Regions from separate parts of the Mus musculus genome. Here region 2 is linked to region 1. The links are chromatin contacts, found by POLR2A ChIA-PET in ENCODE. All regions are on one chromosome and are shown on one strand. The core of a region is the stretch at or near the end of the contact, and the rest is flanking DNA. Distances in the headings are between cores, read along the strand shown.

Region 1 (6,498 bases), core at 3,310-5,809:
TGCCCACATCCGTCTGAATGGAAATAGAAGAAATGGTCTTCCATGGAGCCCGCGATAGGAGATGCGTCTTTTCAGAATGATCTTCCATGCTGTAGAGACATTGTTTCCTTAGTCATCGAAAACAAGGGAATGAATTATGAGTGAATACTTAGAATTCTGCTTAGTTATCATCTGTGTTTCCAACACCATCATTCACAGTTGTAGCCAACGCTAAGAATAGGTAGTGGTACTCATTCGGCTTCGCCACACACCCTGCAGATCGGCCTGTCCAAAGTACCCGCTAGCATGGCGCTTCTGCTGCTGCAGAGACATAGTGTGTGCTGGGGTGCTTACTCTCAGACAGACCTGATCATCTTGCCTCAGCGTTTGGGTTTTCAGGCTGGTGTTAGCTGCAGGGTACCAGCCTGTATCCAGTGTATGTGGTATGTGTGTATGTGTGTATGTATATGTGGTTGTGCATTTGTGAAGTGTGTATATGTGTGTGGATAGTGTTTGTGTGTTTGCATGCATAAATATATATATATGTGTGTGTGGTCTGTTATATGTGGTGTGTGTGTGTGTATGGTATATATATACATATATATATATGTATATGTGTGTGTGTGTGTGGTGTGTGTGATATTTGGACTGGGTATCAAATTGTAAGAAACATGAAGTTTTTTTTATCATACAGTGTAAAATTTGTCTTTTTTTTTTTTTTTTTTTTTTTTTCTGAGACATGGTTTCTCTTTGTAGCCCTGGCTGTCCTGGAATTCACTCTGTAGACCAGGCTGGCCTCGAACTCAGAAATCTGCCTGCCTCTGCCTCCCAAGTGCTGGGATTAAAGGCGTGCACCACCATGCCCAGCTCTGGCTTTTTTTTTTTTTTTTTTTAAAACCAAGACCTAGTCCATCAAATTCCATAGATCTTGGAAATTCTCTAATTGTACTAATCTTGCTTTTTGGCTTCTGTAGTTTCACTTAAAAAAAAAAGATTTTATTTATTTTTATGTATATGGGTACGCTGTAGCTGTAGATGGTTGTGAGCCTTCGTGTGGTTGTTGGGAATTGATTTTAGGACCTCTGCTCCCTCCTGTCAACCCTGCCCGCTCCGGCCCAAAGATTTATTATTATATAAGTACTATTATATAAGTACACTGTAGCTGTCTTCAGACACACCAGAAGAGGGCATCAGATCTCATTAAGGGTAGTTGTGAGCTACCATGTGGTTGTTGGGATTTGAACTCAGGACCTTCAGAAGAGCAGTCAGTGCTCTCAGCTGCTGAGCCATCTCTCCAGCCCCAAAATTTCTCTTTATGACAAGAAATTCATATATTTTATCCTCTCCAACCTTGTAAGATTTTATATAAATGGTTTAGTCTCCTTACCCTGTAAAACCTTTGTTTATGTAAAGGCCCTGTTGCTCTCTTGGAACTTAAAAATATTAAGAGCCCAACCCCTTCTTCTCTCCATCATATCCTTTGTTTTCTTGTTCTGTTTTGTTGAGACAGGGTTTCTCTGTGCAGTCCTGACTGTCCTGGAACTTTCTCTGTAGACCAGGCTGGCCTTGATAAGGATTAAAGGCGAGTACCACCACACCCAGTTCTTCACTTTCTTTTGAAACTAGCCAATGGAGAAGTGTGAGGTCAGACACCAGCCAATGGAGGAAAGACCTGACCGATCGTCGCCTACATCAGAAAATGCTCTTCCATGTTTCTGAGCAATGCACTCTAGAATCTAGAACAAATGTTCTCACCATGGGGCTCACCTAAGAACATTGGAAGACAGTTACTTACGTTATATTATTATGTTAATAATAGGAGCAAAATTACAATTATGAAGTAGCAACAAAAATAATTTTATGGTTGGGGGGGTCCCCACAACATGAGGAACAGTATGAAAGGATCCCAGTGTTAGGAAGGCTGAGGACCACTGCTCTAGTCCAGGGTCTAGGTCAAAGTAAAGTCTTGCCCTGTTGAGACATTTCAACTGGAATAGTGGTCTCATTCTTTAGAACTTTGAACTTATTTCTAACAAAATCCAGGGCCTTACCAGCCGGTGGTGGTACACGCCTTTAATCCCAGCACTCAGGAGGCAGAGGTAGGCGGATTTCTGAGTTTGAGGCCAGCCTGGTCTACAAAGTGAGTTCCAGGACAGTCAGGGCTATACAGAGAAACCCTGTCTTGAAAAACCAAACAAACAAAAAAAATCCAGTGCCTTGCTTGTACTTATACACGACATTTCACCTATACGGATGTGCATACCCAACACACAGGGAGGGGCAGGAGAGGTGCTCCTCCATGGGTGAAAGCACTGGCTGCTCTTCCAGGGGACCCAGGTACTGTTTCCAGCTCCCATGTGTCACCTCCAGCTCTGTGGGAAACAGCGCTCTCCTCTGGCCTCTTTGGGCACTGCATGCATGTGGCACACAGAAAAGAAAAAAACCTTAACATTAAATATACATATATTTGGACTAGAGAGGTGGCTCAGAGGTTAAGAGCACTGTCTGCTCTTCCAGAGGTCCTGAGTTCAATTTCCCAGCAACCACATGGTGGCTCATAACCATCCACAATGAGATCTGGTGCCCTCTTCAGGCATGCAGGCATACATGCGGGCAGAATATTGTATACGTAATAAATAAATAAATCTAAAAAAAAATTACCTAGCAACAGAGCCTGGTGGTGGTGGCAGTGGCACATCTTTAATCCCAACATTTGGGAGATGGAGTCAACCAGATCTCTGTGAGTTCGAGACCAGCCTAGTCTACAGCTCTGTCTTCCAGGACAGCGACAGCTACACAGAAAAACCCTGTCTCGAGAAGTCATAAGCAAACCAAACCAATCAAACAAAAAACCCCAGAACATCTTTACTGAGCAGCTGGGGTGTGCTGAGTGTTGGAGGCACGGCTATAAAGAAGAGCAGTAAGACTTAAGCTCTTGTGTAGAAGAAACACAAGAAACTCACACGCCTTGCAGACAGCATGAGGAGGAGGGCTGAGGGTAGAAGCACTTGCTGCCAAGACTGAGGGCCAGGGTTCAATCCCTGGGACCCACAAGCTGGTGAGACCTGACCTCACACAGCTACCATGGCACCCACGCACCCCTCCTGTTACATAAATTAACTCAGGATGATAGAATGAAGTCAAGCCAACCAGGTAAGATACAGAAAACCCAGTTTAGGGCTGGCGAGATGGCTCAGTGGTTAAGAGCACCGGCTGCTCTTCTGAAGGTCCTGAGTTCAAATCCCAGCAACCACATGGTGGCTCACAACCATCCGTAATGAAATCTGATGCCCTCTTCTGGAGTGTCTGAAGACAGCTACAGTGTACTTACATATAACAAATAAATAAATCTTAAAAAAAAAAACAGTTTAATGAGAACCTTACATAAACAATGCATGCTTTTGAGGGTAAGCGTTCCCATGAAGTATCGATTATGAAAATGAGTGTTTGTGACCTGGAATTCATGGCAAGCTAGGCAGCCTGTCCTTTACTGGCTAAAACGCAAAGTGAGCCAGCTACTCCTGGACCCAGAGACAGGAAGGAACACATATCAGTGCAGTAAAGTGGGGTAAGCTTGTAGCAGAGAGGAACAGAGAAGGCAAGCTAAGCTGGCTTCTTCAGCCCGGTCTTACTACAGAACACTAGGCTTCAGTCTTGATCAAAAACCTGCTTCTAGACCTTCACCTTTCTTTGCTTGCGAGGCGTACAGTCACACAACTGTCTCCTGGCTTTTGAAAAGATAAGATTTCTCTTGTTCAAGGGTCAAATGAACATCCCAGTTACCTTTAAGTTGCCACCAACTACATCGTCGTCTGAAAAAAAAAATTTTTTTTTGAGAAAGGATCTCACTGTGTAGCTATGCCTGGCCTCTGTGTAGACCATGCTGGGCTTAAATAAATGGCGATTGTCTTGCTTCTGCCTCCCAAGTGCCAAGTGGTAACAAGCATGAGCCATCGCCTTCAGCTTCTGAAATCATGTGTGTGTGAGTGAATGAATGTGGGTGTCTTCATCCATTGCTCTCTTAGTTTTCAAGGCTGGATCTCTTATGGAAACAGAAGCTCACCAATTAGCTAGACAGGCCGGCCAGTAAGCCCCAGCGATCTTCCTGTGTCTGCCTCCCCAGGTACGGAATTGTAGTCAGGCTGGCTTTTATGTGGGTGCTGGGGATTCGAACTCCCGTCTTCTTCCTTGCGCAGCTATCACTTGCTTAACCAAGCGTGCTATCCCCTAGCTTGAAATTCTTACTCATTCGTTTATTCTATTTGTCCTAGAACAGACGCTCTGCTCTGTCCCTTCGCTCAGGCGTGAACGAGCACGTTCCATCCAACAGTTAGAAGCCACTAGGAGCCACTCGCAGAACCTGCTAGGGTCTGAGGAAAGAAACCCAAAACAGAAGCCTGCGTCAAAAGGCACGGTCTCTTGTGACGTCACCGCAGACCCGAGCAATGGTTCCGATTGGCCCTCGCAGCCGGGGTGGGGCCAAAGCATTCCTGGCTCCACCCCGCGTCCCGGTCTCACTCGCACATGCGCAGTGGCCGCCACCTTAGCCGCCGCGCCATTTTGCCAGGGTTTGAATGTGAGGCGGAGCAGCGGCTGGAGTGGGGTAGTGTCGGCTGCAGCTCTCGCTTGGGATTCCCTCCTCGGTCTCGGCGTCCCCACGAGGTGAGGCATGGAGCGAGCAGGGTGGCCGCGGGGACGCGGCTGAGGGAGGGGCCGATCGCTGGGAGGTGGATCTGGGCCTCAGCCCGAGGACGCGCGCCTGGTCTTCCCCGCACGCCGCCTCTGGGTCGGGCCTGACCGCTCCGGGAAGCTGGGGCAGCTTGGGGCTCGGCCTCACGCGAGCTTCTCGAGCTCCCGCCCCTTCCCTTCCAGCGTTGCTGGGATTGGTCGCGCCGCCGCGTAGGCGTCCGCGGATTGGTCAAGCCCGCGCGTCCGTTCTCGGCGCGCCGGGGCCCGCAGCGTGAGCGCTGTTCCGCGCCGAGGCCTGACCTGGCCGAGCCGGTCTGGGTCCCTGGTTCTAAAAGAGGCCGGAGATCGCCCACTCTGACTTCGCGGGGCTTTGGCCTCCGCCAGAGTGGACTTGGCCCTCGGGTTTCAGCTGGCTGTGACGTTCGTGTCCCTAGGACCTAAGGAACCTACAGGCGAATGGTGTTCCCCTGCCTGGGGCTCGCCGGCTTTCCAGTTAGATAATCTGTCCCCACGCACACTCCGTCTTTCCCTAGGAGTGTAATTCAGAGCTAGTCCTTGCCTCTCTACGAATTTCCTAGTTTTTAAATAATTAGGTGATGCTGGGCGTGGAAACCGTGCTCCCTCACGTGTTGAACAATCTCTTCCACTGAAATGGCATTTTTACCCTCTCCTCAAACTTACGATTCTTCACTTGCATATTCGGTTAAGTGGCTTGAAGGTTCCGCTGACTGCAGGCTGTGTTTCCCAGAGGGCTCGCCTGAACTGCTGACCATGGCCATTCGTCTCTCCATAAGCACTGTCGCCTCCATGACCGGCTCTTTTAAGTATTCATAGTCCCGTCCTGTATGCTAAGTCCCCAGCTTTCGTGATGTTAGAAGCAGCTGACCTCAGATCTTGGCGGGGCTGCCTCCCTCCCTGCCTTTCAAGTTCCCTTCTTAGGGAGGAGTTCTCAGTTCTCACTGCGATGGCCACATCACCCACGTTTATGTGTCCTGTAGCATTGACCTTATATGTAGTAACTACTGCTTGTTTCTCACGGTTCTCATCTGCTCTGAGTTATCTTTAAGGATAACTTTTTATTGCTGGGTCCCATGTATGAGAGCCACATGGTGAATGCTCTGTTATTTTATGAAGACATGGAAGGTATCTGTCTGTCTGTCTATCTATTTATTTTGGATAAAGGGTCTTTCATAGCCCAGGCTAGACTTAGAGCGTTATCTTTCTACAAGTGTAGGCTACCACACTCAACTCTTCTTCACTTTTCCATTTGTGCAAAGGAATTTTCTCCCCTCTGGCTGTTTGGTGTTCTAGTTGGGCTTTGGGAAGCCAGTCTCTAGACAGGAATTGGTTGAGAGAGCAGTGCTTTTAACTGTGGAATTGATTTATTGCCTTATTTGTTTAATATCTCATTCTATGAAACCCTGGGAATATAGTGAAGAATCACAAGTGGACAAGGTGTCTCTCTTTAGGGAGCTCACGTTCTAATTGGAGGAGTCCGTGAGTGAGTTCAGGTATTTCAGGTCGTGACAGAGGTGACAGGTGAAGAGGTGGCGTTTGAGCAGAGACTAACCAGGGAAAGGTGAGGTGAACAAGAAACAAAAACTCAAGGACAGAAACTCACTTGGAATTCGGGGCGTCTTAGGAAAATCCAAGTCAAGTGGTGGGAAGAAGAGCTGGTGCAGGACTTTGTGGCCGTGTAAGTTTGGGTTTGATACAGAGTGGAAGCAGAGAAATGATGTAGGGACTCAGGTTACTGCCCAGACTCCTGTTGTCTTGAAGTGTGCTTAGTAACTGTTCTTTTTTTTTTTTTTTTTTTTTTTTTTTTTTTTG
Region 2 (6,516 bases), core at 1,999-4,498, 160 kb after region 1:
AAGGAACCTTCCAGGAGGCAAGGGCTCTAACTCCCCAGCCCTGGTTTGGGAGGCAAGCTTTCAGCAAGGAGCTCAGAGTGGCCTTAATCTCACAGTTTAGCTGGTCTCAAATTCTCAAGCCTCTTCTCCCTGCTGGATTGACAGGCCTACCGTCCTACCACAGAACCGTCTGCAGCTCTCCTAGGGAGACCAGGCTGGCCTCAGGTCTGCCTGCCTCTGCCTCCCCAGTGCTGGGATTAAAGGTGTGCGCCATCACACCCACCACGCAAGGAGGTCCTCACTAATTGAAAAACGCAGACCATCTCCGGTAGGCCTCCCCTTTTCACCTGATAGAAACCCTGCTTACCTCTGTGGTTGGCAGGCGGATTCCTGGGCCTGGCCTCTAGATGAGGTCTTCTGTCTTCCATAGCTGAGTCTCACGAATTCTGCCACCTTCGCCTGACTTCGTTACCTGTAACTGCACAGGCTGAGAGTCACCGGTGCCCTTCAAACACAGCAAATACCCAAACCCCACGAAGCCGGCCCTTCTGCCTTTATATGTTAATCATTTATTAAGGAAGGGTAAAACATGCAGATTCTAATCACAGCACAAGCACTCAACCTTGCGGATTCCCAACCGTGCTACAAACTCTAAACTTAACCTCACAATTTAGGCGATTCCAAGGGATCCAATCCTCCATTCCCGGACTCCTTCACTTGCTTGGGGTCAGAAAGAGAGAGTCATCAACTCCCAAACTACTGTTTGGTTTGCCTTCAACCAGGTTACTTAATCTACAGCTTAGGTTTCATTTCCTTTCTTACAAAATGATTGCTGGGGCAAAAGGAGTACAAGTGTGTCAATCCAAAACCATGTGCCAGCTAGCTGCAGGGTGCATGCTGGCAGCTCAGCTCAGCTCCTGGGAGCTGGAGGCAGGAGGGTCGGCAAGTTAAGAGCGGGGAAGCAGAAGCAGGAAGATCAGAAGAAATTCAAAGACAGCTTCCACTGAGCCTGAGGCCAACATGGACTCTATGAGACCCTGCTTCAACAAACACACACCCAAGGGCTCAGGACCTGGCCAGGCATTCTTAGGACACAGCAGTGGACAGGTTCCCTGCTCCCTCCTGCTAGACAGCAAGTGAGCTCTTAGCCTTCTTTCCTCTCAACCAGCTAGCAATTCTTGCCTTGCTTCTGTCTTGAGGATTTCTGATGCTGGGTGAAGAGGAAGCCCCTTCAGGGAACTTCTCAATATAACTCAGGCATAGCCTGTGGATGCAGGGGGGCAGGGTGGTGGTGACTCAGTTCTCAGCTAAAGGATTTTTGAGACTGTCCTCACAGTTTTAAAATATTCATAGTTGGAAACTGTGAATAGATTTGGCATTGTATGAGAGGTGGCTTTTATTCTTATCAGAAAAAAAAAAAAAAAGAGTCCCTTTTCTTCCCACAGGGAATATTTTCTGTGGTGACTTTTCTCCTCATCTTACCAAACCCTGTTCTTATGATGCAGGCTCAATGGTTAGTGTTTGTTTTAAGAAAAATTTTCTGAGGAAAATCCCTTCTTCCTCATTTTGAAAAAAAAATACTAAAATAGAATGCAGCAGCAGTGTAAAAGAAAACAGAAGCAAATAAGTGCTAGAGAAGGCGAGGGAAGAGTGGCAGGAGCAGGCGGGGAGGGCAAGTAAGGCAGGGAGGGCAAGCAAGGCAGGGAGGGCACCAGATCAGCAATGGTTAAGCTGTTGCAGGGATAACATTTAGAGACTTCTAATTACAGGGTAAGATGAAAGAGGATGGAGCAAGAGGTGGCAGCTGGGTTGTAGCTAGGTAAATTTCAAGTCCCGAGAGAAGTCGCCACACCATACATCCCTCAGAGAAACACTGTAAGGTTACAGAAAGCAGGAGAGATCTGGGGGGGACTCAGAGGTAGGGCAGGGCCTAGGGATGGGGAGCCCAGGGTGGTTGTGGAACAAGTGGGTATAGCAATAGGTGAGAAATGGAGAGAGTGGGGCTCCAGGGACCGGGAGCAGAGGCAGGACAACTACGCACAGGGGATGACTGGGTGCTGAGATGAAGGGGCACTAGAGGTGGGGTGTGATCAGGGTGGTGACAGATGAACTGAAGAGAGTCGAAGCAGGTAATGGCAGTGCCCGCGGCTCAGGATACGCTGGGTACTGAGGGAGGAGACACCGACTCTGGAGGTGATGGGGGCTGCTAAGGAGAGGAGACAGGGACTCTGGGGAGTGATGGTGAGGCTAATGGAAGGGAACAGGGATTTAGGGGTGATGGGGCTGCTGAGGAGAGGAAACAGGGACTGGGAAATGGGGCTGCTGATAACCAGGTAGACTTAACTCAGGGAACGATGGAGGGTGACGGTGGAGGTGGGAGGACAGGACTCTGGGGGTGGTAAGGAGTGGAAAAAGATCCTAGGGGTGATGGGAGATTCCAAATACTCCGGAGATGATAGGGGAACTGAGGGACTCTGGGGGCTATAGGGAAACTAAGAGAAAGGGGCAGGGACTCTGGGGGCTATAGGGAAACTGAAGAAGCAGACAGGGACTTCGGGGACTATAGGGGGGGCTGAGAGAAAGAGAACAGGGACTCCGGAGGCTACAGGATAATTGAGGGAAGAGGACAGGGACTCCGGAGGCTACAGGATAATTGAGGGAAGGGGACAGGGACTCCGGGGGTATAGGGAAACTGAGGGAAAGGGACAGGGACTCTGGAGGCTATAGGAAAACTAAGGGAAGGGGACATGGACTCTGGGGACTATAGGAGAACTGAGGGAAGGGGACAGGGACTCCGGGGGTGGTGGGGGCGCTGAGTGGGGCAGATAGGGACTCCAAGGCTAACCTGACACCCGGCCGGAGGCAGAGCGGGACGCCGGCGGTCGCAGCGCCGCAGAAGCAGGTGCGTGATAGGGCGGAGGCCACTCACCGGCTCGGGCGCGTCCTCCGCAGGGCTAGAGCTCAGCCCCGGCCCTGGCAGGTCGCGGCCCCGCCCGGCACCGCGAACTTTCGGTTTCCAGTCCCTGCAGCCCCTGGGCGGGGCGAGTAGCCTAGTGGGCGGCCCGGAGGAAGAGGAGGCCGCGCAGGACGAGGAGGCGGTGCCGCGGGCTCCAGCGAGAGGCCGGGCTCGCCTGCGCCCCCGCCCTCGGGGCGGGCGGAAGGGCGGCGTCGCCTCAGCGCCCGCGGTAGCGGCGGCGGCTGGACTGGCGGCTCCCCGCGGGCGCGGCGGAGGGGAGGGCGCGGCGGGGGGCGGGTTGACTGCGCCCCGGGCGGCCGCAGGTCTCGGCTGGCCCCGGAGCCAGGGGGACGCGGCGGGCGGCTCGTGCGTGCCAAGCGCGACATGGCGCGGAAGCCGAGAAGCCCCGGAGGCCCAGTGAGCACGGGGAGGGGCTAGACACTGGCTGGACAACCATTAGCTAGCTGGGGCCGGGCGGCTCGGGGACTACATTTCCCAGGACGCCAAGCGGTCGCGCCCGGAAGCGACGCGCCATGGGCACAGTGCGCAGGCGCACGCGCCGCCAAGGTCTATATAAGGAAGGTTCGCCGCCGCTCTCGTCCTTTCGTTCCGGCGGCTCCTAGAGCGTTTGCTTTGTTCCCGATATGTCTCGTCCCTCCGGGGTTAACTTGCAGATGGTGAGTTGAGTCCACACAGCACAAGTTTTTTTTTTGTTAACCTCTTATCAAGTTTAGTCGCTGTAACCGCTCCTAGTCTCCAAGTGTTGCTTATGGAGCGCGATCCCCAGGTTGACCTTCGAAGACGTGATTCAAGTGGAAAAGACGCCTTCTGCTTTGGCCTGGGAAGCTTTTTGCTGGTGTAAATGATGAACTCACTTTTTTCCCCGTCATATCGACAGTGCTGATGTTTTAAAACATTTGCCAGTTTGTCCTGATAAACACCAGCCTTCGAGGACCCTGGTCTTCTTTGTTCCTGGTCGAGGATATAGGTGGTGATGGACGCTTTTGTTTTGTAGGTTGACCTGACCAAGCAGGACAGCATGGAGGTTGGAGGGAGAGAAGGGCATCGAGGGAGATGAGAACTCACCTACCATCTGAAAGTCTTAAGGTATGCATTCGTCTAGTGGCCTAAAGTGGCAATCACGTGCTTTGAAGAGCCTTTAAGTGGGCAGTGATAGGGAATTTGATGCAAGAGTTACTGCTGAGGTTCGTTGTTTTAAAAGCCCCGAGGATTGAGCCTTATTATCAAAGTATACTAAAGTCTTTTAATTGTGTATCTGTACATACTGACACAGGAGATGCAGAGCCCTGTTGTTATTTAAAGTGTCCTGGTAGAACTGCCTGAGAAAAGGACTGATTAAGAAAATGGTCCCATTGAGATTAGTCTGTAACACATTTTCTTGGCTGTTGATATGGGAGCATTCAGCAGTTTGTGGGTGCAGTGTCTGAGCCGGGTTGAGATTTCTTTTGTATATGCGTGGTATTTAGAAAGGCAATGAAACATGTCTGCTAAAGTATTTGCAGGCTAGTGCTTTTCAAGATGTGACAATGGCTATCCTCCATTACTGTATTCTGATATCCACCCTGACCCACTCAGATAAAAATGTGAATATGCCCTAAATCAAGTAGGCCCGAGAAATGGCTTAGCAGTTAAGAGCACTGATGGCTCTTTCGAGGGGTCCTGAGTTAAATTTCTAGCAACCACATGGTGGCTCACAACCATCTATAATGGGGTCTGGTGCCCTCTTATGGTGTCTCTGAAGAGAACAATGGTGGTGTACTCGTGCATAAAATATATGAATAAATCTTACTCTTAAAAAAAGTAGGCCCGGGCTGGAGAGATGGCTCAGTGGGTAAGAGCACCCGACTGCTCTTCCGAAGGTCCAGAGTTCAAATCCCAGCAACCACATGGTGGCTCACAACCATCCTTAACGAGATCTGACTCCCTCTTCTGGAGTGTCTGAGGACAGCTACAGTGTACTTACATATAATAATAAATAAATAAATCTTTAAAAAAAAAAAAAAAAAGTAGGCCCAGGCAAGTTGACTTAAATTGAGGCAAGCCTAGAGACTGAAGGGTGCTATGTCTGAACAATTGTCATATCATTTGCAAGTGGACAGTGCCAGTCAGAGTTGTATATGTGAGACAGTTGCATTTAGGGTTTGGTGCTGGAGTCATGGGCGCCTCAGGTCATACGTGAGGCCTCCTGGTACATAATGTTGAAACTTTCCAAGGCGATTGTGATTATCTCAGCAAGTCCCATTCCTTTAGCTAATAATTGGAGACACTGGTATTACAGCTGTCTCCTGTAAAGGAGATGTAGTCCTAAGTAGCTGTCTACCTAGCCCTTGGGATCAGGCTCAGCAGCCTCCCACAGACAGGCATGTGTGATGACACAACTTTTTTCCCCATCAGATCGACCATGTTGATCACATTCTTTTAAGCCAGTATGTCTGACATGCCTGCCTGACAGTACCCACTGCTGCTGTGCCCTTGGCGCTCAGGTAGTTGACAGGTTATTTCTGCATTTTATCTCAGGTTTGCTGACAGACAAAACCGGGCTTTGAATGGAGCGTGAACTCCTGAGGCGAGCATTGGTGAGTGGTTTCCACGTGTCCCTCTTCCAGTGTATACTTTGTTTCTGACATAAACTTGGCTGGTGAACTGATGATATCATTTCTTTCCCCGTCAGATCGACCCTGTTGATCTCAAATACTAATTGCCAGTTTTGTCTGATGCATCAGCCCCAGGAATAATTCATTGTTGGCTTTAATCTATTTCACTTGATAATGGCTTCGATTTATTTTCTACAGGCCCGAGAGAGCCGAGGATGCAGGTGTTGGTCTGATCTTGATTTCAGGTGAGGTTCTTTTACTGTTTTAACCTGTTTCTAGGGATGTTATAACAAGTGTGGAGAGTAACGGGTGTTTGATTCTTGGCTTTTGCTGCTCTGTTCATGCTGTTAAGGTTCCTGGTGGGATTCAAGTTCACCATGTTGCTTGCTAAGTGGGGGTGGGGGATGTGTTCAGCCAGAAAAGCCTATCAACATTTTACTTTTCTTTTTAGGTACTTTTGGAATACAGAATACCAGATGTGTTCCTGCTGCCCAGCCCCACAAGGCTATGCAGAATGCAAAGAAGAGTTACTTTTTGGCTGGGGAGTAGTGGTATCATGTGCACTATTGCTGGAAATAATAAATATTGGCCTATCTGTAGAAATAAAAATCTGACTAATGATATTTATCTGCTGTGTCTTGAGTTTCTGGGTTGGGTGGGCCTACAGCTGCTTCCTGTGAACATTTCCCACTGCCTTAAGTGGGACAGCTGTGAGTAGCTAGCACCCTGGTGCTAGCTTTTAAGTTACAGGTCAGCCTGGCTGTAGCTGCTTTGCTGCTCCTGGCTTGCAGAGCATCTCCAGCCTTGTGGGGCCCAGGGATCACATTAGGGTTACTGCAGGTGAGAAGTGGCAGCCAAGGTTATCTGGACTTGGGGGTGACTTTGGCTCAGGTAAGTGGGCCTGAGTTTTTAGGTCCAGTGGCCCTGTGGTGGCTGATACATGGTTTGCCTGGCTGCTTCTCAACA

What was found. ChIA-PET counts read pairs that join two places held with the same protein, here RNA polymerase II (POLR2A).
Region 2: POLR2A ChIA-PET joins it to region 1 with 11 read pairs in Patski. The contact joins the promoter of Zfas1 here to the promoter of Cse1l in region 1. POLR2A ChIA-PET finds 5 or more read pairs at or near these places in 3 of 5 experiments (Patski and embryonic stem cell).

Annotation. Positions count from the first base shown.
Region 1 is chr2:166,901,537-166,908,034 of GRCm38, forward strand. Cse1l (chromosome segregation 1-like (S. cerevisiae)) reads left to right here and starts at 4,560. Exons shown (of 25, transcript NM_023565.3): 1 at 4,560-4,641. Gm31204 (a long non-coding RNA gene) reads right to left here and starts at 5,758. Exons shown (of 3, transcript XR_866966.3): 1 at 4,043-5,758; 2 at 1-89.
Region 2 is chr2:167,059,686-167,066,201 of GRCm38, forward strand. Zfas1 (zinc finger, NFX1-type containing 1, antisense RNA 1) reads left to right here and starts at 3,249. Exons shown (of 5, transcript NR_138563.1): 1 at 3,249-3,612; 2 at 3,951-4,042; 3 at 5,474-5,532; 4 at 5,749-5,795; 5 at 6,002-6,177. Znfx1 (zinc finger, NFX1-type containing 1) reads right to left here and starts at 3,330. Exons shown (of 14, transcript NM_001033196.2): 1 at 2,825-3,330; 2 at 347-457. The coding sequence starts at 407. It overlaps LOC115486178 (a small nucleolar RNA gene), which reads left to right and starts at 3,788; the gene lies at 3,788-3,880. It overlaps Gm23201 (a small nucleolar RNA gene), which reads left to right and starts at 5,313; the gene lies at 5,313-5,401. It also overlaps Snord12.